Regions from separate parts of the Homo sapiens genome. Here regions 2, 3, 4, 5 and 6 are each linked to region 1. Evidence: chromatin loops called from intact Hi-C (ENCODE). Cell type or tissue: mammary epithelial cell. All regions are shown on one strand. Each heading gives the region's core, and the rest is flanking DNA. Links, peaks and the distances in the headings are about the cores only.

Evidence for each region. Peaks named below come from ENCODE experiments on the same cell type or tissue, not always from the same donor. Only the 100,000 strongest peaks of a DNase experiment are listed, where the experiment ranks them.
Region 2: it touches region 1 in a loop (6-fold over the local background); 3 of 110 quality-filtered maps call a loop at or near these places.
Region 3: it touches region 1 in a loop (4-fold over the local background); 32 of 110 quality-filtered maps call a loop at or near these places.
Region 4: it touches region 1 in a loop (8-fold over the local background); 64 of 110 quality-filtered maps call a loop at or near these places.
Region 5: it touches region 1 in a loop (5-fold over the local background); 68 of 110 quality-filtered maps call a loop at or near these places.
Region 6: a loop joins it to region 1, with 8 times the contacts of the local background. A loop is called at or near these places in 56 of 110 quality-filtered maps.

The regions. Positions count from the first base shown.
Region 1 is chr6:90,293,121-90,298,456 of GRCh38, forward strand. It overlaps BACH2 (BACH transcriptional regulator 2), which reads right to left and starts at 3,723. Exons shown (of 9, transcript NM_021813.4): 1 at 3,360-3,723. LOC124901361 (a long non-coding RNA gene) reads right to left here and starts at 2,086. Exons shown (of 2, transcript XR_007059676.1): 1 at 1-2,086. LOC105377891 (a long non-coding RNA gene) reads left to right here and starts at 4,119. Exons shown (of 7, transcript XR_942778.4): 1 at 4,119-4,616. RefSeq lists an enhancer at 2,029-2,118 and silencers at 2,902-2,961, 3,587-3,636. In mammary epithelial cell, for the core only: CTCF peaks have their summits at 2,365, 3,039 (motif pointing left) and 3,867; DNase peaks (open chromatin) are centred at 2,291, 2,421, 3,041 and 3,791; H3K4me3 peaks cover 2,734 bases.
Region 2 is chr6:90,426,252-90,431,587 of GRCh38, forward strand. No RefSeq gene overlaps it. Among named protein-coding and RNA genes, the nearest start is that of MIR4464, 120 kb to the left of the region's middle. In mammary epithelial cell, for the core only: no CTCF peak of the experiment used is centred there; a DNase peak (open chromatin) is centred at 2,480.
Region 3 is chr6:90,367,089-90,372,424 of GRCh38, forward strand. No RefSeq gene overlaps it. Among named protein-coding and RNA genes, the nearest start is that of MIR4464, 57 kb to the left of the region's middle. RefSeq lists an enhancer at 1,779-2,978. In mammary epithelial cell, for the core only: no CTCF peak of the experiment used is centred there; a DNase peak (open chromatin) is centred at 2,253; H3K27ac peaks cover 1,605 bases.
Region 4 is chr6:89,968,513-89,973,848 of GRCh38, forward strand. All of the region lies in intron 6 of BACH2 (BACH transcriptional regulator 2), which reads right to left. Among named protein-coding and RNA genes, the nearest start is that of GJA10, 77 kb to the left of the region's middle. In mammary epithelial cell, for the core only: CTCF peaks have their summits at 1,737 and 2,306 (motif pointing right); no DNase peak of the experiment used is centred there.
Region 5 is chr6:90,477,224-90,482,559 of GRCh38, forward strand. No RefSeq gene overlaps it. Among named protein-coding and RNA genes, the nearest start is that of MAP3K7, 110 kb to the right of the region's middle. RefSeq lists a silencer at 2,265-2,374. In mammary epithelial cell, for the core only: a CTCF peak has its summit at 2,291 (motif pointing left); a DNase peak (open chromatin) is centred at 2,198.
Region 6 is chr6:90,095,053-90,100,388 of GRCh38, forward strand. All of the region lies in intron 4 of BACH2 (BACH transcriptional regulator 2), which reads right to left. Among named protein-coding and RNA genes, the nearest start is that of BACH2, 200 kb to the right of the region's middle. In mammary epithelial cell, for the core only: a CTCF peak has its summit at 3,090; a DNase peak (open chromatin) is centred at 3,199; H3K27ac peaks cover 2,890 bases.

The DNA of each region.
Region 1 (5,336 bases), core at 211-5,210:
TTCTGAGCAGGGAAGAGGAAGGGGGCCTATGTAACTGCACAGGTCTTATGCCCATGAAGCTAGTACTGGCTCTCACCCCCTGGACACACAGGAAGATATTTATTTATCTAAGTATTCTCTCATTCATTAACAATCAAGCCTGCATTTACAATAAGCTAGATGTCACACCCCTGAAATCTGAGGTTCAAAAACTAGAGTAGAGGGGCCAGGCACAGCAGAGATAGAGAGCCACTAGGGTCTCTTTCCTTTTTGTTAAGACTGGATCCACACCAGAGACACTGAAAGTTAATCCAAGTAAAATTAAACTGCTCTCAACAATACAGATTGGCTTGAGCCCTTTTGTTGGCATCACAGGAGCCTCGATTAGGAATTCTGAGAAACAGCTCACAAGCGCTAATGAATAACTAAGTCCTGTCGGCTGTGCAGACAGTGGGCCCAGAAGTGAAGGGCTGGCCTAGGAGAGATCTGAACATGAACCTGACCATCTGGCCCTCTGTGACTCACTTTGATCACAAAATGAATTGCAACAAATTGAAGAGCACATGGCTAGAGTTAATTGTCTCATCTGTAATCTGAATCTACTTTTAAGCAGTTATTATTACCCTCTATCAGGTGGAAACATTTCCTACCATCACTGCAAAGTGCATTTTCCTGATGAACTATAATGGATCATTAAATTCCATATCTGAATAACAATACTGTGCACTTATTCAGTGCCTTTCATCCAGGGATTTCAAGGCAGTTTGCAAATAATTAAGCCCCTTACACAGCAGCCAGAGGTGAGCTACTGGAAAAGAATTGCCTGAAGATACTAAGTCAAAGGGCATAATTCAATAGGAAAATAATAAATGGCTTTCTCCCAGGCACTGGTAATACAGAAAGTGAATCCTGATCCCCTCCCTCTCTTTCACCTCACCCCTTCTTCTTCATAGCAGATCCTGACATGCAACATACAAAGAACCAAAAAAGTAACTAACAGGAGTGTTCACAATTTAGCTATGAGTTCAGACACACACTTAACTGAGAAGTGTGTGTCTCCATGTAATCCTGGCAAACACACTACCAACTGACATTTCAGTCCACCTGCAGAATAGACAGACAGCAGAAGAATTTACTCAACACATTCATGATTACCAAATGGCAAACCTGAAGCCTCCTGCAATGCAAAACGAAAATACGGCTCTGCACCAATAAAGTTATGTTCTAACAAAAATACTTTATTCCATGGTTGTGTGTTCCATTTCTGGGACTTCGCTCTATTTCAATGATATTCAGGTTTCGAGAGTAAAAAAAACGTTGGAAATGGGCAATCAATAAATTTCTTTCAAAAACCAGAATACTAGAAGGGAAAACATTTCAGCCACTCAAAGTTTTGTGGTGAAATTATAAACTCCAGAAAAACTGAATTTATAATGGAAATGCTGACAGACCTTTCAGTGGAGCAGTTTGAACGCAACACTGTAATTTGGCAATCTCTCTTACAGACTAAAGACTAATTCTAACAAGATGTCATTTTGACTCACGTTTATTATTACCTGCAAGAATGAAAAACGCCGTTTACTCGGGAGGTGCCCGAGAACCAGGGTGGGGCGATCTCACATTTTAAGCAAGACGCCCGCTGCCTTACCAAAATAGCCCTCTCCGCCAAAGGAGGGGCAGCCTTTCACGCTCAGCTTCTTTCATGTCAGCCCGAGCCTTTGCAGCAAGACGTGCCTTTCCTACATGTTACATTTTAATGATCTGAGAAAACCGTTATCAGCGTTAACATCTCTAATTTTACTCTAAACAGACAAAAGCAAAATATCTCATTAGGCATCATCTCCGCCAAGGTTCCCACTAGGCAGGAAAGGATTTTTATCTAAAGTAATTACCCTTTTTAGTTAAATACACTCAACAGATGAAATTTACAGAGAGTGAGAGACTGCAGCACTAGACAGCGAAGGTGAAAACCAGGAACGCCGCGTCTCGCCGCCCGCGGGCCCGCCGGGAGACTGCGGGTCCGTCTCGCGGGTGGGGCGCCCCGGTCCCTCTCGTTTCCTGGAGGCCACAGGTCACGGCGACGGCGGTGACCGGGAGAGCAGGCTGCGAGGCGCGCCTCATCGGGCCACAGACAAACCACCCCGGCAGCGGCCGCGCCGGAACTTCCCTCAAGTTACCAAACTCGCCTACGCGCGGGAGAGTGCTGGGGATGCCCCATGCGCCCGCGACCCCAGAAGCCAGGAGTGTGCCACCCCTTCACACACTCACTCCCGGCCCTGCACGCTTCCCCTCACGGTCCGAGTTCCTGCAAATGCTTGGCCAGACCGAGGTCGCCGAGATGCTCGCTCCAGTCTCTCCCCTCGTGGGCACCTAGGGTAGCCCGTGAGCGCCGCCCGCCGCCGTCTCCAGCGGCGCCGGGCTCCCGAACACCCGCCGGGTGAGCGAAGCACAGCGGGGCCACGGAGCGCCTCGACGCGGGGACGGGGAGGGCAGTGTCCCCTTCATAAACCAGTCTCCTGGGTGAAGCTTCTGGGGCTTGGAGACTGGAGTGTAGGGTGTGTGTGTGTGTGTGTGTGTGTGTGTGTTGCACCTTGACTTCATGGAGGATCTGTGGGAGAGGAGGTGCAAGGTTTCCCTCTCAGAAGCCTGGCGCCCTTAGGTCTTAGCTACGCGGGACGCTTTCCGACAACCCGATCTTTCGCTAGGAGAGATTCGATCCAGGTCTGCGCCGCGAGGCCCCCAGCTCGCCTCTTCCTGCGACCCTAAACTTGGGCTTTGATTCCCCGCCGGTCGCGGTGGTCCGGGCCACCCGGCGGCGGCTGACAGCTGAGCGCAAAGGCGCCGCGGCCAAGGTCCTCGCGGAGCAGCCCGGGATGCGCACGCCGAGGGTTAAGGAGGAGGCCGCCCGGCCTGGAGCTGGGATCGCAGGCTGGGGGCCGGGACACCCGGGCCTCGCCGGGCCGGGGGCAGGGCCGCGGGTCTGACAGCTGCTGCGGCTCGCGCGGACGCGCGCCTCCTGCAGCCCGCCCTCCCCATGCCTGACTTATTACTCTCTGCTCCTCCTCCCTCTGCTGTTCCAAAACACCCTTCGACGCCAGCAAAATACAATGCGCCTCGGCCGCCGTAAACAGCCGGGAGGGAGAGCACACATTCGGCGCGGCGCGGCCGCCGGCTCGGCTCCCACCCCCTTCCCGTTCCTAGAAAATGCCATAAAAGCGGGCAGGGCGCGGGGAGGGCGGCTGCGCGCCCGGCGGCCGGGGCTCCCTTCCCGCGCCGTTTCCCCACGCCTCCCCGCCCGCCCCGCGCGCCCGCTCCCCCCGCAAACTTGCCCCGCCACCCCGCCCAGCGGCGGGGCCCGGGGCCCGGGGCCCGGGACTCACCTCGCCGGAGAACTTTGCGTCCTTTTCCGCCTCCTCTTCCCCGCGTCTTCCCGGCTCGCAGCCCCCTCCCGGCAGCCGGCGAGGTGGGCAGTTCGTGGGTCACCGAAAGCTCGCGGAGGGGACGCGCATCACATGGCAGCTCGTTCCCAGCCCCCCGAGTGCGCCGGGAAGGGGGAGGGGAAGGGGCGAGGGGAGGCCGGGGGGAAAGCGAGAGCGGGGCGGCGGCGGGAGTGGGCAGGCGGGGTGGCGAGGGCGGCGGCCGCTCACGTTAGCGCTGTGCGACCGCAGCCCGGGCGTGCACGGCCGCTGCTGCCGCTGCTGCTGCTGCTGCTGCTGCTGAGGCGGCGGCGGCTCGGCGCTGTTTGCTCCGCGCCGCGCGGCTTGCGCTCTCCCCGGAACGCCCACACTCTCAATCGCTACATTGTTGACATTCGGCGCTGACGTCACCCGCTCCCCATTCACAATAACTTTACGGGAGCCGGGCAGCGCACCTCCCCGGCCGCTGGGGCGCGGTACGCCCGGCGACTAGCGTAAGCCGCTCCGCGAATGGCGCTCCGGGGGCTGGGGCGGGGGGCGGGGGACGGGGGCGGGCGCGCGCGCTCCGCTGGCTCGCGGGAGGGGGCGCGCCTCATGCCGCCGCAGCAGCAGATCTCCCCGCTTTGTGCGGCCGCGCGGCCCGGAGAGCCCCCTCCTCCCGGCCCGGCTGACCGCCCCGCTCGGCCTGGCCTTCCCGGCCACGAAAGACGAGGGTTGGGGGCATAGCAGGGTGAGAGTAGTGGTGAGGGCTGGTGTGGCACGTGGGGAGGGGGCCAGAGCCCTAGGTGCTGCACCTGGGGAAGGAGAGCAGACGTCGGGACCGGGGATCCCAGGGTTAGCTAGCGTTTTCCCGGAAGGGCAAGAAAAGATGCTCCACTGGCCCCCACAAAGCTGACCGGACTCCCTTTTGGGTGGGGACCGGGCGAGTAAAAGCAGCCTTTTGAATGTTGACTTCTCAATCCTTTTCAGGAGGCCCTCCGCCTGCCCTACTGAGCGAACCTTTAAGCCCCCAAGCCAGTGTTTTTGGAAAGAGAGTGGTCAATTTCAGGAGGACATTAAAAGCCAACCTCCCGGGCTTCAGCCCCAGCTCCTACTGCCTTCCAGCCACTCTCCCCTGCCTTTCCTTTCTGCGGCTCTTAGGATGTTGTTGCTGCCCTTAAAGGCCGTCGTGTGAGTGCCCTGTCAGAAGAAAGCTTGGTGGTGGTTAGGATTTTACAGAAGGTAATTAGGATTTAGGCTGAATGTACATTTGCAATAAAATAAGGTTGTGTTAGTGTTGTGCTGGTGCCTGCAACTTTACCTCTTGCCAAGGCCAGAAAATTCTGCCACGTTTCCCTAAACACCTATAACTTGGCCCTCTTGTGTACAGGCAGTATTCCATATTATTACACGTGGTGCTGATTTTTAATGAATATTATAAAAGTTTGGCTCGCTCTACTGAGAGAAGGATCATAAATCCCCCCTGTAAAACGGGCACTGGCGTATGCTGAGGAAGCAGTGAAGCGTCCTGGGAGTCTTGTGATATCATCTAAAGTGTTGCTCTGAACTACCTTCATTTGAGGGCAGAGTTTTGAAAGGCCCCATTTGGAATGTCTGTGTGGAAAGCTAAGTGATGGCTGAAAGCAAGCTGAAGGTGCTGAGCTAATTTTTCTAACAGCACTGCAGAGTCCCTGCGTGGAGGTCTGGCACGGGACTGTGAGATTTTCTCTGCTAACCGACCCGGCCTTCAGATAAGGAAAAGTCCTAGAGCTAGGAGTAGCCCTCAGTCTCCTGACCTCTGGTCTGGTGCCCCCTAGGACAAAACACCCTGCTTCTGAGGTCCCTGCCTGACCCCTGGCAAGGACAGAGTACTAATTCCTGGTCTGCCCTGGCCAGGCCGTTTCTTATAGTTTTATGGATGGTTCTGTTTCTCATTCCTCATTCTTGTAAGTATGTGTTTGT
Region 2 (5,336 bases), core at 212-5,211, 130 kb after region 1:
AAATCGAATGCTTGAAAACCAATAATATTTGGACTGGTTGGTACAGATTAAATCTTGGAAGTAACCTTCTGGTTTTGGTCTGTCTTTAGAAACATGGAGATAATCCTAGGAGAGAGAAACACTGGTTCCTTTTAGATCTGTTTGATTTCATTAGGACTAATTTATCAGTAAGCCATTGGGAACCTGGAAATTAGTAGATGAACAAGGCAGCACAAGTTAATTAATTAAAAATTAATTAGTCACCACAAATTTCATGTCAGCTGCTCACAGGTCTATGTTTTTTGTTGTTGTTATTGGTCTGGATACAAACAAGAAAAAGTCCTTATGTTCCTTATCTCACTTCTGACTTAATAGATCAAGCTCTTTTGGTTTTTCTCTTAAGAATTATTTACCAAAGTGTCAATATCTTGGAACCTTTCCCCAAATTTTCTACAATCTCCTTAAATCAAGTACTGCAATAGAATATTTTTATAGAAAAGAGGCTGATTACATGCCTGTAATTGCAGCACTTTGGGAAGCTGAAGTGGGAGGATTGCTTGAGCCCAGGAGTTCAAGACCAGACAGGGCAACATAGTGGGACCCCATCTTTGCAAAAATTTGTAAAAAAATTAAACAGGTGACATGCACCTGTAGTCCCAGCTACTGAGGAGGCTGAAGTGGGAGGATTGCTTGAGCCTGGGAGGTGGAGGCTGCAGTGAGCCTCCACATTCCAACTTGGGTGATAGAGTGAGACCTTGTCTCAAAAAAACAAAAGGAAAAAGAAAAGAGAGAGGAAAAAAAAAGAAGTACTATAGAAAAGAATGGCAGTGAGGTTTTGGAGACAGAAGAATCAGAAAAATAGTAGTAGGTACTAGCAATAAAAATAGAAAAACTTTGCCAGGCACAGTGGTTCACGCCTGTAAATCCCAGCATTTTGGAGGCTGAGGCAGGTGGATCACAAGGTCAGGAGTTTGAGACCAGCCTGGCCAACGTGGTGAAACCCCGTCTCTACTAAAAATACAAAAATTAGCTGGGTGTGGTGGTATGCACCTGTAATTCAAGCTACTCGGGAGGCTGAGGCAGGAGAATCCTTGATAATCGGGAGGCAGAGGTTGCAGTGAGCCAAGATCATGCCACTGCACTCCAGCCTGGGCAACAGAGCAAGACTTCATCTCAAAAGAAAGAAAAACTTACAGGTATTTTCCTGGTATTGGCTAAGAGAACAGTTTAGAGCAGGTAGCACATCAGTGTAAGAATCTGATGCATATCAAGCCTTACATAATTGTCACATATACCATGAGCAATTTCCCCAATCATGTTATGATTTTTGAATATAATTTGTTAAAAAAAAAAAGGTTAAGTTCAATTTTGATTTTAGTCTATTTTGGTCATTTCTAAGTAATCCAGAATCTTTACTAGTCAGTCTGAATATTTTGCCAGTTCTTTATCTCATATAAGTATAGTTTTATTATTCCTATCTATATTTTTCAAACCTTTCTCTGTAATCATTGAATTTAATTCTATGGATAGTTGGTGATTTTAACTAGTTAAGAATTCTTTGAGCATGGGTCTTTGTGAACATACCATTTTCTTTTTTTGGTAATCCAAATAGTGAGCAAACATGTGCTTTATGACTCTACAGATTTTCCCAACTAATTTAAAACTATGATTATTGGCTGCAAACCATTTCTTTATTTATTTATGACAGGGTCTTTCTATGTTGCCCAGGCTGGTTGCAAACTCCTGGCCTTAAGCAACTGTCCTACCTCAGACTCTGAAAGTGCTGGAATTACAAGTGCGAGCCACCATGCCCAGCCTAATATTATTTATTGAATGGACAGTATGTCCGCTGAAATTTTAGGATATAAAATTTGAAGGAAAGATTAGTTTCTATGATGATTTCTAGGCTGTGAATAAATTTAAACATATATGATGCATTTGTCATATCTCCCTCTATCCCTGGTTTGGTGAATGGTAGCTTTGTAGTGTGTTTTTTTTTTTTTTTTTTTAACAAAGTGACACGTGTGTAGTTTAAAAAGTCAAATAATTCTAAAAACGTTTATAACAAAATACTGCCACACACACACAAAGATCCACTCCACTCTTCAGCAGCAACTACATAAAATAGCAGTTTCTTTTGGTGTTTACCAGTATATTTTCTTTAAATAACATGTATATTGCTGCCTTTTAATACTTTACAATTGTATTTTGATTTACTATGATAGGTGATAATCTCAGCTTTAATATAGCCCCCCCTTCTCTCTCCCCCAACATATTTGTAACTTCATGAAAGTAGAAACCTTGCTTGAATTGTTCATTGCTGTATCCTCAGCACTTAGAACAATATAGCACATGTACATTCTCCATCAAATACATTTTTTTTCAATGAATGAATAAACCTAGAGAGATCCAGGACTGGGACTACCTGTCATAACAAGCATGTTAATTAACAGGAATTTGTTTTGGCTGCCACTTGCGTGGCTTCAAATCTGGAAGGAAGCTCTAAAAGCACTGTTGCCTTCTTTGGTTTGGCATTAAGCAAGCATTTTTTGAGTGTCTGCCATGTGTCATCACCAGAAAATATGTTAAGAGCACAGCCTTTGTAGTCAAACATATGGGGTATCAATCTTGTTTTGCCACATTCCAGCTATATCACCTTGGAAAAATTAATGTCTCTGAGTCTCAGTTTCGCCATCTATGAAATAGGATGATAATAATCCTGATGTCCTGAGTTTTGTGGAGGTTAAATAAAATAATGCATGTAAATTATTCAAGATTGTATTTTGGCACTAAATAAATATCCAGAACATAGTCAGTGTTATCATTAAGTATTATTAGTTTCTATGATGGCCACAGCTATTCTGTGGGATTAATAGGAGTATTAGTGGGGGATGGTAATGAGTGAGGGATAAAGTATTGTGCCTAAAAGTCACCTTTTCCAGGAAGATTCCCTGATAAACTACTCTTGCTGACTGCTTCTTGGCTTCATATATTCATCGCTTATATATTGTATGTTGTTGCTTGGATCTTCTTGTAAGTTATTTTTTCTTTTCCTTAAACCTCATCATTGGGGCTGCAAGGCTCTTCTCTCTTTTCAAGAGTTTCCTAATGTTTAATTTAATTATATATTCCTTTCTATTCCCCTTTTCTGCTAACAACCTTTGAAAAGTATTTAATGTGTATCACTTAGCTTTAAGTGTTTTTGAAAAATGTCTACCAGTGTCTTCTGTGCAAGTTCTTCTAATTTCCTCAAATGCTATTGTGTTACTATCTGTCACTCTGTTTCTCACCAAGCACTGTTTTTGTGCTGTGCACATGTTGCTATGGACATGTCTACTCTGTTCTTCTTAAGGACACAAAGTACTCCATGGTGTGCATTTACCACATTATATCTATTCACTCCTCCATCAATTCCCAGATTACCTTCAATTCCCTACCACCATAAACAAATAAACAAAAATCTTGCAAAGAAAATCCTGTACATGTCACTTTAAAGCTTGTGCTGAGCAAGTCTTAAGAATATATTCTAAGTGTGGAATTGTTGAGACAGTATGAAGCTATATACTCCTTGACAGTTGTTCTCAAGTATCTCTTTCTGGATGCATGTTATATATCCCTAATTAGCTTGTGAGCAGTGAGGTCACTTTCAGCTCTTCAAACAAAAAACAGTGAAGAGAAAGCTGGTCCAACACTGGGATAAGTGGTGCCTTAAAGTGGCAAGTGGAACATAAGTAGACTCATTCTACTTCTAAGTGTCTATAGAAATGTAAGTAGGGAAAGTGTGCTACTCATTTGTTATTTTTATAGCCCATCAACAAGAGAACTTGCTGGCATTATCTGTATAGCATGTGGAGAACCCCAAACACAATAATCCAAAAGTAATTTTAAAAAAAACACCAAAAGGAATCCAGGAACTAATTGGTTGTGATTGGTTTTAATAGTTTTGTGCCTTTACAGGGCAGAGAGGGCATGATCTTGTCCCTGACTTGAACATTTTATGCTAATCTGCAATCATAAGAAGTCATAAAATCACCAGGGCTCAAGAAGGTGCAGAGTAGAACAGAAAGGAATTGGGTTCTAAAGGTAGATTTATTTGTTTTTTTTTCTCCTATTTTTATTTTGACAAACTTCAAATTTTAGAAAAGTTGCAAGAAGAATATGTAAACACCTTTCTACTCTTCATGAAGATCCACTAAGTGTTACCATTTTACCACATTTGCTCTGTCTCTTTCTCTCTCCATTCACCCACCCGTCTACCTACCATTTGAATGTTCTCCCATAAATATTCAGCACTCCTTTCCTAAGAACAAAAGAATTCTCACCAATAACCAAAATACAGTCTCACACTAGGCAAATTTAACATTGGTACAAGGCTTTTATCTAATGCAAAGTTTATATTCAAATGTTTAGGACAGGGTTCAGCAAACTTCTTCAGTATCGGGCCAGACAGTAACTATTTTAATCTTTTCAGGTCAGACATTCTCTGTTGCAACTAGTCAACTTTGTAACGGTAGAGTGGAAGCAGCTACAGACAATGCATAACACAAATGAGTGTGGTTAGGTCCCAATAAAACTTTATTTACAGAAACAGATGGTGGTATGGTCTAGAATTTTTATTATTTTAAAAAATTGGTGCTAGATTTTATTTTAGCCTTATAAATCTCATAATTCAAGATGTATTACAGAATTCAGTCTTGGTTTTGAAAAGCTTTTGCTATGGATTGCCATGGATTGGATTATTCAACCATATATCATTTTACCTCTTACATTTCTTCATTTCTGTGAATCTAGTTTCAGCAGATCTACCTCTTTTTTATTTGACAAGACCAATATTTACCATAACTAATACATGGCTTTGTCTCTTTTTTTAAAAAAAAATGTGTTAAAATATATATTTTAACACAAAATTTACCACTGTACCCATTTTTAAGTGTATAGTTCAGTGGCATTAAGAACATTCACATTGTTGTGCAACCATCATCACTGTACATCACCAGAAATTTTCATCTTCTCCAACTGGAAATATGTATCTATTAAAAAGTTAGCTCACCATTCTTCCCTCTCCTGAGCCCTGGCAACCATAATTCTACTTTTTGTCCCTGTGAATTTGACTGCTCTAGCTACCTCATATAAGTGGAATAATATAGTATTTGTCTTTCTGTGACTGGCTTGTTCACTTAGCATATCCTCAAAGTTCATCTATTTTGCAGCATGTGTAGAATTTTATTCCTTTTTAAGGCTGAATATTTTCCATTGTACGTATATGCCATATTTTGTTTATCAATTCACCCCTCAATGGACAACTAGGTTGCTTTTACCTTTTGACTTTTGTGAATAATGCTGCTATAAACATGTGT
Region 3 (5,336 bases), core at 88-5,087, 74 kb after region 1:
AGAGGTGTATATATATATACCTTCTTCTTAAAGAAGAAATTGTGAGAGAGATATATAATATATATATCGTATATGTATAAAGTATATATATATATATACACCTCTATATATATATCTATACCTCTCTATATATACATATATGTATGCATACATATATACGTATATATTCATATATACGTATATATGTATGCATACATATATGCATATATATTCATATATATTCAGCTCCTTTGCCCATTTTTAAATTTGGTTTTTTTTTTTTTTTTGCTATTGAGTCATGTGAGTTCCCTCTATATTTTAATTATCAATGCCTTATCAGATGTATGGTTGGCAAATATTTTCTCCTAAATCTGTAGGCTGTCTTTTCATTTTGCCAATTGTTCACTGTGCAGAAGCTTTTTAGTCTGATGTAGTCTCAGTTGTTCATTGTTGCTTTTGTTGCCTGAGCTTTTGTTATGATATCCAAAACTCATTGCCAAGGCCAATCTCAAGGAGCTTTCCTCCTACACTTTCTTCTAGGAGTTTTATGGTATCAGGGCTTATGTTTAGGTCTTTAATTTTGAATTGATTTTTTTGCATATGGTGTAAGATAAGGATCCAGTTGCATTCTTTGGCATGTGAAGATCCAGTTTTCCCAGCACCATTTATGGAAAAGACCAACATTTCCCCATTGCAACCTTTTGGTGGCCTTGTTGAAAATTGTTCTCACTATATATGGTTAGGCTTCCGTTCCATTGGTTTATGTGTCCACATGTTTTGATTACTATAGCTTTTTAACATAATTTGAAATCAGGAAGTGTGATGCCTCTCACTTTTTTTTTTTTCTTCAGATTGCTTTGGCTATTTGTGTTCTGTTGTGACATAACTTCTAAGAAGGGATTTGTATAAAATGTGTACAACACGTTATGGTTTATTAACTTTCTTTCACTGGCCTTGTTTAATTTTACTCTCACCTTATCTTTTTAGGGTTGGTGACATTATTCTGATTTTGCAGATGAGGAAACAGAAGCACAGAGACGTTTTGTGGCTTGCTTTGCTGTCCTTAGGCAGAGAGGAGTCTGATGGAGAGTTAACTATAGTATTCTCCGTGGCAGATGGCTGTGCCTCCTGTCCAGGGCAATTTGCCTTAGCAGGCTGGAGAACAAAGAGCACTGAGCCAAGAGTCCTTGGCCCCACCACCTTCCATATAACCTGAGGACTTCTGTTTCCTCAATATGGTTCTTGGGGTCGTTTTTAGGATGAATTGGGTTTTGTGAGAATTGTGTATTGCCATGCAAATATATGTTATGAATAATACCTTTGAACAGTCATTCTTCAGCTTATGGAAGCCTATCCATTTAAGGTAGAAACTTAAGATGTATCTTTCTCCTCCCTGTATTTGGTAAAGTTAGGAGCTAGGGCAGCATAGTTGAAATGAATTAAAAGAACTTTTTTTTCCATTTTTCTAATTTCTATTTCCATAATATAAGTACCCATTCATGGAAAAATAAAAATTAGGTAAGTGATAGAAATTACAAAGAAAGTTACAAATATTCAAAATGCTTCAGTCTACCAACCTTGAAGAATAAAATATTTTCCTATTCAAGAACAAAGAATCTTGTGGTTATGTTGATAGAGAAAATATCTTTAAGCCACACTTTTTAAAAGTCATGCAAAAATAAGCTCTGAGGTTTATTTGTTTTAGTGGGCTGTGCTCCACTGGCATCCTTCCTGGGAACATCATTCTTCTTTCCTTTTGTTTTCCCCTGAATTTTTGAGCATAGGTTTACAGTTTGAAGGGGGAAAAATATTTTCAGCTTACATTTACTGTTTTTTTTTTTTCAGTAATAAGACCACATAAGGTTGAGATCCAGGTATGAGAAAGCTTAATAAAACTTAATGTCTTGGTTCTTGATGACCAGCCAGTGCACATGCCACTAAGTAAGTGAGATTCATCCTCTAAGGATTCACAGTGAATCTTTAACCCTGCCCTTGAGAAAGTATTAAAGAAGATCCAGAGACGGGAGCAAAACAAAATACACAACCAGAGACACTGTGTGCTGTCAGCAGCAGGCATGTACTGGTCAAGGAATTAGATGACTCAAGGTGGTGACTCATTCAGCAACTATGTAGTGTTTGCGGTTGAAGAGAAACCTTGGCCAGAGAATGACTAAAATCTATTGGCAGCGTCTTTAAAAGAATCATGACTGGGCCTACACCAGCGAATACGCAAGTGTGCTTTTTTTCTTCGTCTTTTACTAATTCAAGACTGAGAGTAAGAAAACACCATCCTTGTTGACGCCCACTATTACAGCATGCTCTCCAGGGCATTCCCAGCAACTACGCTCAGTGAGACTGAGTCCAGATACTTATCTCTGTGTTTGGACGTGGTCATATGTGTGCATGTTTGTAGTTAGTAGGATGAACAAGTCAGACTTATACAAATTGTTAGAGGCACTTGTTCTTGATAATTAAAAAAAAAAAGCCAAGAGAAAGTTTCCAAATTTAGTTATTGTATTAGTTTCCTGGGGGCTGCCATAACAAAATACTACAAACTGAATGGCTTAAACAACAGAAATGTATTCCCTGGCAGTTCTGGAGGCTGGAAGTCTGAGATCCAGGCGTCAGCAGCGTTGGTTCCTTCTGAGGTCTGTGAGAAAGAATTCGTTCTGTGCCTCCCCCTGAGCTTCTTGGTGGTTTGCTGGAGGTCCTTGGCATTCCTTGGCTTGTAGAAGCACCGTTGTGTTCTTTATCTTCACCTCCACATGGCGTTCTCCCTGTGTGTCTCTGTCTCCAAATTTCCTCCTTTTAGAAGAAACCAGTCACATTGGATGAGGGGCCCACTCTGCTCCAGTATGGCCTCATGTTAACTAATTGTACCTGCAATGCTCCTATTTCCAAATAAGGTCACATTTCTGAGGTCCTGGCAGTTAGGACTCCAACATAAGAATGGACAGGAGGGGGACAGAATTCAACCCATCGCCTTCTCCATATCAGCCAGAGCTAATTTATTACAAAACTAGTGGATCCATTTGAAATTTTGTGCTAATCAATGTTAGTCTCTTTTTTAAGTCCAGAAGAAAATTTCAGTTTTAAAAAAGTTTGAATATATTTCATATTAGAAGGAGTAACTATTTAAAAATAATAGAGACTCACTAGCCTAAAACAAAGTAGTTAACCAAACAATTTATTAATCATCTGGGTATAATGCCATGTAAATACATTTGCATTTATGAATGCAAATGCCACACAAGCATGCCATCATTAACAGTGCAAAACATGAAATTTTAACAAAATTGTTGGACTAGAAGGTAAATTTGGTATCTAAAATTTTAAGACTCAGTTTAGCTTTTGAGGTTGCTCAAAGAGCTTGTTTTTCTTTTTGACATCAATCCTTGTAAAGGGAGCATGCACGTGGTTGAGCACAGCTATGTATACCCACACCCCTGTGAGTGCAGTGTACATATCTCTATCTGTGCTGTTTACAACATTTAAAAGTTCCTCGTGTGAATCAGAATGAACCTAGGCAATAAAGGTTCACTTGAGTCACTGAAGTCAAAGAATAAGATGAGCAGAAAGGATGGCTCCACAGGAAATGGAGTTCTGGGTTAGTTCTGGGTACTAGGGAGGTGTCAGCCTTGTGGACTGAAGCTCTTTATCTCTGACTCCAGCTACAAAAGAAGAGCATATTGGCCTTGAAGGTATAATTGATCAGCTGATGTAAGAACTCATTCCTTTAATAGGGACTCATTTCTATCCATCCATGAGCTTTGCACATCCATGTATGAAGTTATTGCCTTTCTCCTGGTTGGATTAGAGGCTTAGTAAGGGAGAGTCAGCATTCTTGGGACATTCACTGTGTGAGATCACTGGAGCAAGTGAGTTTAAGCACTAAAGGTAAGATTCTGATCTCTCTTTTTGGGGACTTCTTTTGCTAGGGCCTGGGTTCTAAAGTTTACTATAGCTATAAACCAATATTGTGCTAATGTTTCTTACAAGAAGATGAATTTTGAGCAAACTCATTCATTAACATCATGTTTATCCTTTTATTGTTAGTTATAATCATTTGTCACTTTAAGGTCTTTTTAGCTCATTAGAGTGTGAAGTATACTAAATTCATATAAGCACAGCCCATATATGCTTTTTCCAAGAGGGCCAGATACTTAGAATCATAAAATGTTATAGCAGAAAATGACCTTGGAAATCATCTAGTTCAATCCCTCATTTTACAGATAGGGAAATTAAGTTCTATAGAGGTTAAGTGACTTGTCAAAGGTTAGCGACCAATAAGTCGCAGAACCAGGGCTTAAACCCATTTCCTGATCCTTTTTCTCTACTGAAATCACCATTAATGATAGTGCCAGAGCAGGGCTGCAAATGAAGAAAGGACTGTCCTACAACAGGCACTTCAAATAGAATCCTGTCCAATGAATATGCTATTCCTTATATTTTCTCTGTGGGCATTAATCTCTGGTATATATATTCAAAGCAGATGCTAACGACTTCTTTTTTAATCCTTGGGCAATTCTAAATTTTCAAAGAATTAAAAGGGCTGCTTAAAGAACATAAAAAAAGCAAATGAGGGTTATTTATAAGAAGGAAAAAAGGTACATCTTCAGATCCACTTCACTTTTCCTTTTCTCCAAGCAGTAGTCACAAGGGACATTATCAGATATTAACATGATATAAACAATTGCTAATATCGACAAGCCACATTATACCATATTCCATTAAAATTTAATTTACCAATAGAAGAAATACGGAACTAATTTTAGATTTCTATCACCCACCCAAATATAATTTTATGTTCTCTTTAATTCTGAGATCCCCAAAGCTTATGTCCCAAACATTTTGTGTCATCTAAGAAGAAACTGTATTTCCTACTGCAGAGATTTAGTGCCGCTCCTGCCAGAAGTCAGTGAAGTGTTCTTTTGTTGGCAAGCATTATAGGGCTGGGGTCTAAAAGAAATTAATTTGAGCATTTTGGTTGATTTTAATAGCTTGACCTCTGAGTGTGCGAGCAGTGAGGCCAGGGGGCAATGGCAGGCCATCCACGCAGCTGAATTAAAATGAAGCCCTGGCCTTGCTCAGGGAAACCTTCTCTCACCTGCTTTTCATTTCCTTTAGCTATTTCTGGTAATGAAAACTGGAACCACTGCTATATATTTTGGAGTCTAGAAGTTCTATACATTTTTATTTCATACAATATGCCTATAATTAAATGTAGGTCTTTGTTTATAAAAGGACAAGACCTAAGTGTTCCTGGAAGAATATGGAAAAAAATCTTAAAAGGTATTCCTTTAAAAATAGTTTTTTTTTCATCCACAATTCCAGATGGAAGACTCTCCCGTGTTACA
Region 4 (5,336 bases), core at 110-5,109, 320 kb before region 1:
TGCTAGTTGGATGACAGTATTTAAGAAAAGTTAAATTGATAAAACATCATTAGATCACAGAAAGGCTAAAGCCATAAGTATTTTGTGTACATATGAGGCATTTTGCATAAATGTTACTAAATAATCAATGCAAAAAATTTACTTGAGCATTCACTGTGCTGGATGCTGAAGTGAACTTGAAAGAAGCAAAAAATGTAGTTTTAAAAATCTGTCTTGGGCTGGGCACAGTGGTTCACGCCTATAATCCCAGCACTTTGGGAGGCTGAGGCTGGCCGATCCCTTGAGGTCAGGAATTCCAGACCAGCCTGACCAACATGGTGAAATCCCATCTCTACTAGAAATACAAACATTAGCTGGGTGTGGTGGCGTATGCCTGTAGTCCCAGCTACTTGGGGGGCTGAGGCAGGAAGACTGCTTGAATCTGGGAGGCGGAGGTTGCAGTAAGCTGAGATTGTGCCACTGCACTCCAGCCTGGGTGACAGAATGAGACTCTGTCTCGAAAAATAATAAAAAAAGAATGTGTCTTAAAAATGTAGTCTTTTTTTTTTTTTTTTTTTTTAGGCTGAGTTTCACTCTTGTTGCCCAGGCTGGAGTGCAATGGTGCGATCTTGGCTCACCGCAACCTCCGCCTCCTGGGTTCAAGCGATTCTCCTGCCTCAGCCTCCCGAGTAGCTGGGATTACAGGAATGTGTCACCACGCCCAGCTAATTTTTTTGTATTTTCAGTAGAGATGGGGTTTCTCCATGTTGGTCAGCTGATCTTGAACTCCTGACCTGAGGTGATCCGCCCATCTCGGCCTCCCAAAGTGCTGGGATTACAGGTGTGAGCCACCGTGCCCAGCAAAAATGTAGTCTTAAGAAGGTAAGAATTCCTGGAGGAACTCACAATGTATCACAATCAAATAGGAGAATAATTGATGCTGACCTATCCATTGTTGAGACTCCTGGTGCAGCAGAAGATGAGAGACAAGGGACGGATGTGGGCTGCCACCACTCTACCACTACGCTTGGATGGGAGCAGGTGGGGGACAGAGAGCGCAGCACCAACAGGAGTCAGCCTTTGTCCTTCAAATATTGTGACCCTGACCTTGGCAGCCTCATGCTTTCTAGGAAAGGCTCTGCCATATGCACCTGGGATTAACACCCTTCTCTACCTGAGAAACCAGTGCCCTCCACCCCACCTAAATGAAACTTCAAATGGGGCTCATAAAAGGGAATGACATGACAGGAAGAGAAACGATCTGTTGGGAAGAGGCTGACAGTGCTCGGAAAACCATGGAGCAAAACAGATGGAAGAGGACACATATACCAGTCCTGCTGGAACTGCAGGATGGTGAGAAAAGACTGCAAGCTGGCTTGGAAATGAAGGCTGGGTGAGTTGAGTGAGCAAAACTGGTTCATCCTTAACCTGCTAAGTTAGAGTAAGAGAATTTTAGATGGTGGGGGTTGGGGGATGACTGTCTTTTAGATCAGCTTGGAAAAAATAAAAATCCTCTTCTACACTAAAGTAGGAAAGACCACAGAGTTAGCAAAGAAGGCATTTCAGAAAGTCAAATGGGGAAAAAAGAAGAATGTTAGATAAATAGGTGAAATTATAAAGTGTCTAAAAGCAACTCCAACAGGAGAAAGAAGGTGGGCAGGGTCAGAGTTCGGAGGATGTGAAGGGCAACAGAGGCCCTGTGAAGTACAGGCCACCCTCGTGAGGAGTAAGGACAGTGCTGTCCTGCCACCTCAAGGTAGGGCCTGGCAGTGCCCTGTTCCCAGTTCTGTGCCCCGAAGTGAAGCGCCGCCGACAGGCTTTGATGATCTTTCCACCTCCTGACTCTTGGCGGGCAGAGCATACAGTCACAGACCAGATATTAGAACACTTTATCTAGCATATGGAAGGAACAGAATGTCAAAGGGGTTTATTACTGTACCTGACCAGATAATCAGGTAATTAGCACTATTAACAGAACAGATTGGACACATTTATACATGCATTTGTATATCTCCGGGGAGGCATAGCTTCAAAAAAACATAATATCAGGTGTTTTTTATTATAATGTTTGTGTGTATGTGTGTTTTTCTAAAGAACATTTTATTTCTCAGAAAGGATACCAGGCATGTTTCTTTTCTGCACCTGTACGGCCCTTTTTCACTTAGTCAAGCTGGACTGCAAACAATGAAGAAGGAAATTTGTTTCTGGCCCCCCCCAGATCTTACAACAAGCACTGCCGAGCTGGCTGGCTTCTTTGTTCATATGCCCAGGCCCCCACCTGGGTGGTGCGCAATTCTAGGAATATGCTCTGGCTGAAAGACAGAAAAGACCAGGAGAGGGAGCACAAGAACACAAGATATTTCTATATCTGGGTCGCAGGGAAAGTCACAGAAAGAGAGCAAGGCAAAGAGAAGCAAATGCCTCAAAAAATATATGCGGGATCTTAACGGTGTATTTTTTAGGTGCAATAAAAAGGGAATTTGGAACTTATGGTTTGTTCATCACATAGAATACATTTTTAGCAAATTATATTTAATGCAGAATAAAGGCTATTTTATTTATTAGTTTGTCCTGAATGATATCATTACTTTATGAACTGCCAAATCTGTCAGCAATTATTAACACTCCACAGCTAGCTGCCTTCCCCTAGGTGTTTCAGTTCACCTTTGCCACACAGTAACATGGGAACAACTGCGTCAGACGACAAGCATGCAGCCCCAGGCACAGATCAGTGAGTTTCAGTGACACTACAGCACTTAGCTGGATTAAGTTTATAGGCTGAGAACAAGGTAATGACACCAGGCATTCTCCTCCACAGGAATTCACAATATGGGATGTCACTGGTGGGCACCTTTTCAATATAAGATACAAATCACCTTATCCCTTTAACGAATGCATACTGACCACTTTGCATGGTTCTATTGTGTCTTAGGTGCTGGGGGCATAAAACAATGAATATGAAGGAAACGGTACTTGGTCTGAGAGGTTCTAGGCTATTGGGACAGAGACAAGTCAACAGGTAATCACAACACAGCCATGATAAGAACTGTCAGTACGGTTCTTACTTACAGGGTGTGTAAGTCCATTTTCATGCTGCTGATAAAGACATACCTGAGACTGGGTAATTTATAAAGAAAAAGAGGTTTAATGGACTCACAGTTCCACATGGCTGGGGAGGCCTCAGTCATGGTGGAAGATGAAGGAAGAGCAAAGGGACATCTTACATGGCCGCTGGCAAAGACAGAATGAGAGCCAAGCGAACAGGGAAACTCCTTATAAAACCATCAGATCTCATGAGACTTATTCACTACCAGGAGAACAGTATGGGGGAAACCGCCCCCGTGATTCAGTTTATCTCCCACCGGGTCCCTCCCACAACACATGGGAATTATGGGAGCTAAAATTCAAGATGAGATGTGGGTGGGGACACAGCCAAACCATGTCACAGGGGAAGTACAGCTGCTGGCGGAAGGGCATCTAACTGAGGAGGTGACAAATGAGCTGCAGCCTGAGGGAGGATTAGTTAGGTTTTGGGTGGGAGCTGGTGTTCCAGATGGAAGAAATGAAATGTGCAAAGACCTAAGAGAGAACATAGCATGCAGTGTGGTGTGGCAGGAGCAGCAGCTGGGGCAAGGGCACAGGTGAAACTGGAGAAGGGAGCAAGGGGACGGGCTGGGAAGGTCCTTCCGTGTCCGCCGCCGAGGCTGGCCCAGGGGCCTCACTGGAGTCTGTTGCGCAGGAGAGTATGAGGGAGACTCCTTTGGCTGCATTTGGGGAACAAGCCAGACGGGCGGCAAGCCAGTCACAGAAGTCCAGGCAAGCACCACTGTGGCCGGGATACAGGCAGTGGTGTTGGGAAGGGAAATATAGACAGATGAGAGAGGCCATTAGGAGGAAGAGTTGGCGAAGTCTGAGAGTATAGGCCAATTCAAGACTGAGAACGACTAAAAAAAGCATCATGTTGCTTCTAACTAACCAAAGCCACAACCTGGATACCCCATTGACGAAAACAAGGTATCTTTGGAAGCTATTTGGGACGCTTTACAGTGTGTAATAGGAATTATGTACAGGTTCCCAGGCAGACCCAAGGCAGTTTAGGTTTCAGAGTCATAAATTTTGGAGGAGGATAGGGCTCAGAATTCTGTAGCCTGGGGCTTTCTTTAAATGGACACCTTTGATGTCAGTCTGTTGTTTCAGTTTCTGCCTAATGTAGGATTTTTAAAAACAGCACACTTTCCCAGTAAGTCATTCTGATCTGGCAATGAGAAAGAGGTGAAAGTTCTCACAGGATGTAAAGGGTCTTTAAAAAAAACGACGGGCTGGGTGCAGTGGCTCAAGCCTGTAATCCCAGCACCTTGGCAGGGTGAGGTGGGCAGATCACGAGGTCAGGAGTTCGAGACCAGCCTGGCTAACATGGTGAAACCCGTCTCTACTAAAAATACAAAAAAATTAGCTGGGCATGGTGGCGGGCACCTGTAATCTCAGCTACTCGGGAGTCTGAGGCAGGAGAATCGCTTGAAACCGGAAGGCAGAGGTTGCAGTGAGCTGAGATTGTGCCACTGCACTCCAGCCTGGGCAACAAGAGCGAAATTCCATTTCAAAACAACAACAACAACAAAAACAAAGATGGCTGGGCGTGTTGGCTTGGGCCTGTAATCCCAACTACTCAGCAGGCTGAGGGAAGGGGATCGTTTGAGCCCAAGAGTTCAGGACCAGCCTGGGCAACACTGAGACCCCATCTCTAAAGAATGAAAATAAAAAAATAAGAAAATATAAAAAATAAAGGTGATTGGAAAATAGATGAGCTAGTATAATGTGAGATGATGCTGCATACAGCCATGGTCAGAAACGGGGAAAAGGCAGGGGAAAGTTGACTTTCCTCCCAGGACCTGTTTGTTGATTTCCATGATAATTGTGGAGCAACCTACCAAACCTACCAGTTCTATGACCAGGGTCTCCACTTGGACCTTTAGAAGCTTCTTCAACACTTGAGTGGACTTCAAACTTCAAAGTGGACTTTGTGATTCCGACCCTCCTGCCTCCCTCTTTTAAGGACCCTTGTAATCATTCAGGACACTCCCCCACCTCAAGACCCTTAACTTAATCTCACCCACAAAGTCCCTTTTGCTATGTCACATGACACACTCACAGGTTTTTGGGGATAAGGACATGGGTATCTTTGGGGGCCAGTATCCTGCCTGCTATACCGGGTTATAAAATCTGCCTAGCTGGTTGCCTAGAGGAGTCTTATTCTCTCGGTGTCTCAAAATAGAGGAGTTCCCTGGCAAAGGTAGGTTCTTATGTAAGTTAAAGTGATGCAGGCATTAATGTCTTCATGTGATCAACTGACGTAAATT
Region 5 (5,336 bases), core at 177-5,176, 180 kb after region 1:
AGTTTGAATACTGCCCAGAGCTGCGATTCCCAGATTCTGATCTGTAAAATTTTTTAAAAAGGAAAAGAAGGCCCAGTGCCTGTAATACCAGCACTTTGGGAGGTTAAAGTGGAATAATTGCTTGAGTACAATTCGAGACCAGTCATAGTGAGACCCCATCTCTACAAAAAAGAAAAAATTAGCCAGGTGTGGTGGCACACACCTGTAGGCCCAGCTTCTTGGGAGGCTGAGGTGGGAGGATTGATTGAGCCTGGAGGTTGTGGCTGCAGTGAGCCGTGATCACACTGCGTGGGCAACAAAACAAGACTCTGGGCATTCCAGCTTGGGCAACGAAATGACACCCTGCCTTAAAAAAAGAAAAAGAAAACGAAAACAGGAGAGAGCCATTGGCTTGCCAAGTTTTTATCTTGCCAGGGGACATCATTAGATATAAATCAACTTCCATTCCTCCCTAAGAGAAACATTTTAGTCATGAAGAAATAGGAAGGACAGAATCTCAAAACAAGAAATTATCTTGTAAATCTCAAAGTAGCTTTATGAAAAACTTACCACATTGTTCTTTTGTGCTCATTTTGATGCAGACCAGTGAAAGAATCATCATGAACAAGCATTTGGGAAATAAACCTAGAGGAAGATTTATAATTCCAGGTTGTGTTTCCATGAGTGGAATTAAGATAATCGATCTTGCACTATGTTATCTTCAAAATGAATCTAAGAGCTAAGTAAAGTTTCAATCCAGAGACACAAAGAAGAAACAGGGGTTGACATTTGATAAAACTCATGCTATAGTCTGAATGTCCCCCAAATTCATGTGTTGAAACTTAATCTGCACTGCATTGTCTTAAGAGGTGGGGCCTTTGGGAAGTGTTTAAGTAGTGAGGGCTCCACCCTCATGAAGGGTTTAGTGCCTTGTAAGAGGGTTGGAAGGAGCCAGCTTAGACTCCTCTGTTGCTCTTCCACCAGGTGACAACACCTAGATGGCCTCATCTATGAGGAAGGAATGAGCCTTCATCAGACACTGAACCTGCCAGCACCTTGATCTTGGACTTCCTAACCTCCAGAACTGGGAGAAATAAATTCCTTTTCTTTATAAATTACCCAGTCTCAGGTATTTTGTTATAGCAGCCGAAATGGACTAGGACACTCACTAAGATGAGGCAAGCACACAGGAATCGCTGCATATGTACTGGGTGTGTTGCTGAGCCACCCCTCCCCCCGCTTCATCTGGGCCATCTCAGCCTTCTGTTTGTCAGGAACAAAACTGATGATTGCTAAGCCTCCTTGGCCCTAGGGATGGGGCTGTTGAGCTGAACCTCCGCTGAACCAGGCCTGTAGGAACTGCATTCAGGTCCCAGGCTGGTAGGGAGGGTCAGCTCAGGCTCTCCCTCCTGCCATCTTGCTTGACCTCACCAAAGAATTCTGAACCAGAACATGGGTGTGCAACCTTCTGTGGCAGAGATGGGAGAAGTGAGATGCTATGCCCTGTTAAACAATGTGCTAAACACTAATATCACGAGTCAAATTCTAACTTTCAATTAGAGAGCCCTGATTTCAAATTCTGGGGCTTGGGCAAGTCACTTCACCTTTCTAATATTCAGCCTTCTTGTTTGAAAATAGGGCCATTCGTAACACCTACCTCTCATAGCCATTGTGAGATTAAATGAGGTAATCTACATAAAGTATATAATGTAGCACTTACTGTGTGTTCAATGTGCATTAACTAATATTAATAACATTGGTGCAGGGTGCTCCTTTCTAGAGGCAAGCAGGCTGGATGATCCTAAAAGATGCTTTGAGATGCGTGCTAAACATCATGTTTTGGAAGAAATTTGCTGCCAGTAAATCCCTACCTCTGAGTCTCTGGTTTCGTTTTAACAGCTCGTACTCTACAGGTGGTCACAACGCGGAAGGGATTGGAGTGTTTGCAGCCTGGGGAGTTGCTTCTGTAGTTGAGGAGATCTGGAGTGTCGCCTTCTGGATCCGAGTGGCCCTGCTTATTCATAAGGATGGAAATGACTTGGTATTTAAACAGTGGGGAGTCCAGTTAAGCTCTTCTCTCATTGACTATATTCAAGATCCCATAGTAGGTATCTCCCCAGCAAAACTACACAGCCTCTGGTGAGGCTGGAGAGCACAGAGAAAACTCCAGATTACCAAACACACTGACAGTGACACCACACCCTGGAGCTGTGCGGTGACTCACCCTGCCTGGGTAGGAAAACTCTCCCGTCACTGCTGTGAGCAGGCAACGTTAAGGGGTCCTTGGAAGGCTGTGCTTGTACTGCCATCTAGTGGTTTAAAAAAGTACGGCTCGCTTTGGGAAGGGTCCTGGATCCCGTAGTCCGAGCTGTGCAGTCAATCACTAAGCACTAGCATCTTCCTCATGAAAATTTAGTAAGATGAATATTTTATTGAAAACTTGGCATGCTAATTTCCTAATTTAATTTCATCATTCCCCCCACAAAGCACTGAAAAGTTTGTGAGAGTCAAAATAGAGTGAAGAGCACCAGCCTAGGAGTTCGAAGGCTCCTTTGAGTGACAACTCCCAATATAACTTGGAGGAAGTGGCTTAAACCTTCTGTTTTCTCTAGGAAAAAAAATGGAAGTTAATTCCCCAAGTGTACCTCTCAGTAAATGGCTGGGAGGTTGAAATGTGGAGCCACTTGTTCTCCTCTTTCTAACATGCTGCTTCCCTGGCCCCATGTTCTCTGGCTTCTAAGCACACGTTCTTTGCATTTCTTTTTAATTTCTGAATTTCAGGGAAGTAGTCTTTATCTATGGAGACCCTTTGGTTTCGGAATGTGGGTTTTTCCCTTGAATCAACTGCCCCAAGAATATCAAACAACGCTTACATGGGCCTGTTCTCTGTGGGTGCTTTTCTCCTTGACATAGCAACAGTTACACCAGCTCTACCCCAAAATGTGCCAAGGTCTTGATACACAAAATTTGGGTGTTGTGTTGAAGTGATAGGTTCAAGATCCTAAGGGTCAATAGTCTGTAAACCTACTGTTAGGGAATTTTAAACTTCTCCAGTGTGGTGTGTGAGCGCAAAGGAGCATAGGACAGGAACTCCAAAGACCTTGGTCTACTCTCCAGTGCCCTTTGATTCTGGGCTCCTCACTTAACATCAGCACCTTCATCTGTAAAATGGGACTATATAATAAGAACTTGTCAGGATTGCTAAGGCGATCCAGTGAGGTAATGTTTGAGACAGTTATGTGTAAAGCAGAGAGGCCTGTACTGGTGTTAGTTACTGTCTTTATGATTGTTCCCTCATTTGGCACCTCTTCTATAGCAATTATGGTACTGGATTTGGGGTAACCACCACTACCTCAGGTTTACTAGGTGTATGTGTTTTTCCCTCCAAGATTTACTGTATTTAAACAATTGATGGATCCACCTACTGTCCTTATTTGAAGATGATGTAGTCACAGCCTATGTGGTTTTGTGAGCCAGCAAAGAATAGTTTAATGGTTCAATTAGCTCCTTGAGGAGATACATGGTGGTTGAGATATGCCAAATAAGCAGCATGCAACCTCTGTGGGGAGAAAAGAAGTCAGCCGACTTCTTGTGAAGACACAGCTTCCTGCAGAGCCAGATGTAGCTCGCGTTTTCCTCTTGCTTGTTCCCAATAGCAGTGCTCAGGGGGGATAAACTTTACTTAACCTAATTAATTTTAATCACAGCTTTCAAATCTCATACTGTGAAAAGAATTACAAATTGGAATACATTAATAGAAGCCATAGTTTATGCTGCAAGCTAATCATGAAATGTGCATTTACATTTTCTGCATGAGTTTGCAATTACCATTGAAATAAAATGCCGTTATGTCCTTTTAAATTACCAAAATGTGAAGAGCAGATTGAGCCAGGCCCATTTTTGTGCTACGTTACTACAGGAGTGTCTAAATTCCCAAGAATTAGATGGCTTCCTCCATCTGAGTTGCAGTGAGGAATGATTTCCTGTTGTCTGCTTTGGGCAATTTCCGTTTTTAAATAAAAATCTTTTAAACTGATTGTACAAATGTCTCACCCGCTTTAACGAGTAGTCCTTTAAATTTAGTACAGAGAAGAAATTTTATGTGTATGTAAAAATTATGTGTGTGTATACATACGTATATCTACATATGAATGATATATGCATGTAATTTTTCATTTAAGTTCCATGTAAGCTTTCATGGAGGTACACATGGAAGTAAATGCCAGCTGGTTCCTCAGAGGATCTGAGGCATTTAGAGGAAACACGGAGGGTATAAAAATAAAATTTTAATAAAGAATTAGCTCCCAAATTAGAATAGAATGGCGAGACGTCTGCAGAGTCCGCATGACTTCTATGTGTGGAGGACTTGGCAGTTTTGCCCCTCTTTCACACGCGTCATCTTGCTCGGTCCTCGCAGCAATGATCCTGAGGTGGGCAGCACAGGTGTGATTTGATTGTCTCCATTTTACAGATGAGGAGACTGAGAGCACATCAGTGAGGAGCAGAGTGGGTCTTTCAATTCCAGGCGGAGACTCTTTCGGCAGGGAGGCTCCCTCCATCTAGAAACACAATTTTTAAACTATCAGAACTCAGTAAGGAGGGACAAGTAGGGATAAGCAGTGACTGACCACCTGTTAACATCATCCTGATACCTAAATAAAAGTGATGTAAAACACCATGGGGTGAATGTGCCTTCATAATAAGTTATGCGGCTTTGGCTGGTTTGTTTGGCCACCTCGCTGGACTTACTCAGACTTTGGATTTTCAGAAATATTTTATATACAATTATGCCTGAGAATGTTCCTAGCATACTGCTGACTGGTTGTTAAGCATGTGCAGAAATAGCATCCCACAACAACAATGTGAGGAAGGGAAGGTAATATCTTTTCCTCACTCATGGAATGAGGGCCTTCGGACCTACTTCAGAGGAAGGTCAGAGAATTCTTTCATGGCCTGCTTCAGGGGAGAATGGCAGGAAAAGGTCAAAGAGACCTTCCTGCTTCTGTTTTCTTAAATGCTGAGGTGCTATGTATTGCGGTAGCATGTCTTGAGCCTCATCATCATCAACAACAACCACCACAACAACAATAATAGTAAATAGCAGCTACCAAGTGTTGATTGCTTACTATGTTCTAGACACCTTGTCATGTGATGGTCTTTCCCATTTAGTTCTCTGTTGATATGGTTTGGCTCTGTGTCCCCACCCAAATCTCACCTTGAATTGTAATCCCCATAGGATCACCACATGTTTAGGGAGAAACCTGGTGGGGAGTGATTGGATTATGGGGACAGTTTCCCCATGGGCCTCGCTGGTGATAGTGAGTGAGTTCTCACGAGATCTGATGATTTCATAAGAG
Region 6 (5,336 bases), core at 51-5,050, 200 kb before region 1:
CTGAAAATCTGATGACAGCTTTGGTAACAAACATCTTGAGAGTGGCCCTGAAATCCTTATTTATATTCAGAAACACTAAGTGGAGTAGTCGCACGCCATTTTATGGCTGAAGGGGTTCAAAAGGAAAGAGGTCAATTGATGTTAATTGTTAATTTTTTGGAAATTCAGAGATGAAGTTTTTTTTTTTTTTAAACTCTTATCTTTCAAACAGAATTTAAACAGACACTTGTATAAGGCAGAACCCCTTTGAACCACAGATCTTGTGGCTTTTGTGTTTTATTCTACTGGCATGGAAAGGTGATGAAAGAAAGTGGGCTTTTTTGCTGCAACAGAGAAAGAAGTGGGGAGGGAGATGCAGTTATTTCAGACAGGATGGCGAACATTAATTGAGATTAAACAGCTCTGAAAGTTTCCACTTCAACATTTCAGGTTCTGGGACTCTAGCTGAAGAACCAAAGCTAGAAAATTCACTTATTTGACATTCAAGGTGTTTAAGTTCCCAAATACAACAAAGAGGTTATCAGATTTTCACTTCTATCATAAAAGGATGGTGCAGGCAGAACTACTTGCCACTAACAAGCCAGAAAAATAAAAAGTGTGATAGAAATGTGTTGAAAGTACATAATTTGAAATAATTCTTGGATTTCTGCAGACTTTATACATAAAAATTGGAATACTAGCCTGTATTGATACATCATCACCATCACCATCATCATCATCATCATCTCCACCACCACCACCACTGCCGCCTTCATCATCTCCATTTACTGAAAATATCTATTTGCTAGGAACTGTGCTAGAAATTTTACAGGAATTATTAGCCTCTCTGGTACATGAGAGAACCCTGACTCAGAGAGGCAACGTGTTTTGCTTAAGGTCATACTGCTGGAGACAGGACAACATGCAATCTGAATCCAAGCTGGCCTGTCAAGGCTACCTCCTTTCCTGTACAACACTGCCTTCCTCTACAATGTGGGGAGACTACATCCTTCTTCTGCGAAGGAAACATGACCACTTTCCCATGTGCCACCAGTAAAACATGAAAGTAAACTGACAAGGCTGCAGGTCCCACAGCAATTTAACTATTTGTATGAAGAGTTTTAGTGCTAAAATGGTTATAGTTCATGAAGCATAATTTCTTACTTGTTATATATTTCAGTGTCGTTTCTGTCCCTTGACTATGCAAAGCCCTTGCCTGGCCTTGCCACCTGCTTCTCTCTCTGCCTAGAATTCCCTCCCACAACCCTTAGCCATGCTGGTTACTTCTCCTTCACTAGGTCTAGTTCAAATATGTCACTTGCAGAGACACTGTCCTTAATGTGCTCTGTCCTCTCCCAAACAGCTAGGCATTGCCCTGCTTGTTTCCATCAAGGGATAACCAAAATCCACATGTTTATTTACTGTATAATTACCTATCTTCTCTCTTGGTCCATGTAAGACCCACAGCAGCAGGGACCTAGCTTCTCTTGCTAACCATTGATACCTGACACTTGGAATAGTGCCTGGCACAAACTTGAATGAATGGCTACACCAATACATGAATGAAGATCAGTGTTTGCAGAGTACAGTGACAGGTACACATAGAGGAACCAGAGGAGAGACATTGCCCTGGGGATCTGCCTTTGCCAGCCCTCGAGTCCTAGGCCAGAGTTCATCTGCTCTCAGCTTGAACCCTGCCTGGAGACTGAGCATACACCTGCACTTGGCCCTTGGCCCTCTTCTCCTGCTGCACCTCCTGACATAGCCTCTTCTTCCCCAACAGAGGCTCTTCCTCACACGATGAGCTCAGCTTCTCTCCCTGGATCTAATCTCTACATTCCCACCACCATCCACCTCGTATAAAAATCAATCGTGCTTACTTCTCCTGTGGTCACATACCCTTCAGATAATCTGGGGCCACGGCCTTGGGTTCCATCACACCCATAACCATGTGGCACTGTCAGGGCTGACTCCTGGCTTGTTGCATGCATCCCTAGTCCAGCCTGACATCCAGCACCAGGCTCTTTCCCAGCCTTCTGTCCTGAGCCACCTCACTTCTTTCTCCTGTCTGCCCTCTCTTCCCAGGTCCAAGCTCATGGATGACTCTTGGCAGGCTGGGGAAGAGAAAGAATGTGGAACAGAGGAGAGAGAAAGTCAGAAGCAGCAAAAGCTGCTGTGTGTCCACATGGGAAGCCCGTGGACTACATCTGTCCACGAGAATTTTCATAGTGTTCTATAGATTTTTTTTAAAAATAGTGAGTTTAAACTATGGATCAGCAGAGCTGAAAGGGACCTTGGAGATCACTGAGTCCCACTGTCTCACTGTACTGTTGAAAAACCAACATGTGAGTAATGGACCGAGGAGGAAGAAGGCAGCATTTGTGGAGGGCTTAACATCTGCTTTGGGATATAGGGTCCCAGGTCCCATAGCCAGTGAGTGGCAGAGTGGGGACCATGCAATGCTTAAATGAGCACTTCTACCCCATACACACTTTGCCCTACGACTTACATATTCATACCACGTGTGGGAAAGGGTGTGGCATTTACCACATAAAGATACTTGGAATTCTTGCCTCAAAGGGTAAGTGGGTTTTCCTTCTGTATTAGCCGATATACTTTTTAAAAATTATGGTAAAATATCCAAAACGTACAATTTACCACTTTAATCATTTTTAAGTATACGGTTCAGTGGCACCAAGTACATTTGTTTCGTTGTACAGCCTTCACCACTATCCATCCAATACATTTTTAAAGTGAGTATTTTCTAAAACTATACATCCAAAACAAGAGTGAAGGAAACAAAAAAGAAGTAGAAAGAAAAGACAGGTAGAAAATAAACTTTTGGGCATGCATTTCAGCTGACAAAAACCTTTCATACGAATTAGCTTCTCTGTGACATATTCATTATTTTCCTAGTAATGAAACGGGAACTGTGAGACACCATGTGAAAAGGCGGCTTTTATTGTTTCTCTAGGTTCTATACTAGCTGTATCCGCTTACAAAAATGTTATACAACCCAGTACATCACAGCCTTCCACGCCTCCTCCATAAAAGGACAAGTAAAATAGTATTTCTTGGAAAGACAGGCATTTACCAATGCACTGCATCTAGATGGAGCTGTCTCCATCATTCTAGTCTGTTTCTAAACAGGGTTTTAAAGTCTTGGCACAGAACACAAAGAATGTCCCTTAGCTATTCAGCATTTAGTTCAGCTCCACAATATATTTAGCAAGATTTCTTTGCCCCCCCCGCAACCCCCACCCTTCCCTTCTTGGTTTAATGACCTCAAATGTACCAACATCCTGTCTTACCTAATCCCCTAACAAGTTCTATCAAATGCCAGGACAGAATCAGACAGCACTGCAGGCTGTGAGATCATTCACTAAGAATTCATTTTTATTCCAAAAATTAGGAGTGCCAGACCATTTAACACAATCTATCACACAGCCAGAAAATTAGCCTAGCGCTTTAAGAGAAACATTTAAATAACTTTTAAATATCTTCTTCCTGACATAGATTCTTTAAAAACCTGAAGACTCTCTCCCCAGAACCAGACGCATAGACACAAAACATTTCCACATGATAGCAAGAGCTCAAGGACCCTTTGAAGACGATGTAGGCCCCCTAAGAATCCATAAACCTCAGGTTAAAATCTCTTGTAAAAGAACTCCAGTACTTCTCTTTGTCTACAAGCCCCTGTACTGGATCCTGATCCATGGAGCATCCAGGGTAACTTCTTCTGGGGCCACTTTTGTCTCTGGATGAGAAACGACTTGTTTCAGCTTCCGGAACACCCCTACGTGGCTTCTGGTCCAACTGACTGTCAACACGGCTAGGCCTCTCCCCAATTCAGCTGGCTACTCTGGGAACGTTCATTTCTCTTACTGGTCCATGACATGCTGGCTCTACCCCAGTGTTAGGTTTTGCTTTTCAATTGGCAATCTTGGATCCTGTGGTCCCTTCTGTCTTCCTGTCACTTTCCTTGTGGTCCTTGTGGAACTTTTGTTTTAAAAATTAAACCTGTTTTTTTTTTCTTTATCATAAAAGCAACGGCCTCCCGTTTGCACTTAATTCCTTTGTTTTTTCTCCAAAAGCATACTTCAGCCTTCATACCTTTGTTCTTGGGAAGACTTTGCCCACCTCTCTAAGTGGCAGGTCGTGCCACTCTCTGTTCAGTTCGGGACAGGGTTTCTCCTCCAGGAGAAGTGTGGGGCAGTGAATTAGGAATAAGCCTAAAGTCAGAGAGACCCAGGTCTAGTCCCAACATAGCTGACTTTGGCCAAGCAATTTGAACAAAGGCTCAGTTTCCTGATGTGAACAAACAAGGAAGATTAAAGCCAACATATGCTTTTGTTTTATTTTTTTTAGACAGGGTCTTGCTCTGTCACCCAGGCTGGAGTACAGTGGCGTGATCATAGCTCACTGCATCCTCGAACTCTTGGGCTCAAGCGATCCTCCGGCCTCAGCCTCCTGAGTAGCTGGGACTACAGGTGTGTGCCCTTAAAACTGGCTATGTTTTTTGTTTTTGTTTTTTAAGGAAGACTAAGAGAGCTGATATGTTCACAGCTTCTGAAACACAGAAGGTATCTAGTAAATGGTGATGATCATTTCATTCCCTTCTAACTCTTCACATATGGGATTCAGCATACATTCTATATTTTAGAAGCAACTCCTGCTGCTTTCTATTAGGTGGCCAGGACCACTTACGTTTGGAGGCTTAGGCATTTTTTAACAGGTTTATTGAGATATAATCAGCATATCATACAATTCACACCTTTAAAATATACAATTCAATGTTTTTTAGTATATTCACAGAGTTGTGCGACCATCACCACTATCTAATATCAGAACATTTCCATCATCCAAAAAAGAAAACCTACACCCATAGTAGTTACTCTTCATTTCCTTTCCCCTTCAACCCTTGGCAACCACCAATCTACTTTCTGTCTCTGTGGATTTTCCTATTCTACACATTTTGTATAAATGGAATCATCTATTATGAGGCCTTTTGTGTCTAGCTTCTTTCACTTTACCATATTTTCAGGGTTCACACTTGATGTAGCAAATGTCAATATTTCATCCCTTTTTATGGCTGCATAATAATCAATTATATTCATCTACCACATCCTGTTTATCCATTTATATCAGTTGATGGATATTTGGATTGTTTCCACATTTTAGCTATTATGAATAATGCTGCCAAGAACATTTTTGTATGGTTAGACATATTTGGACATGTTTTCAATTTACTTGGATATATACCTGGAAGTGAAATCGCTAGGTAGGATGGTTAATTTTATGTGTTAATTTGGCTAAGTCACCATACCAAGACTTGTGGTCAAACATGTTTGGGTGTC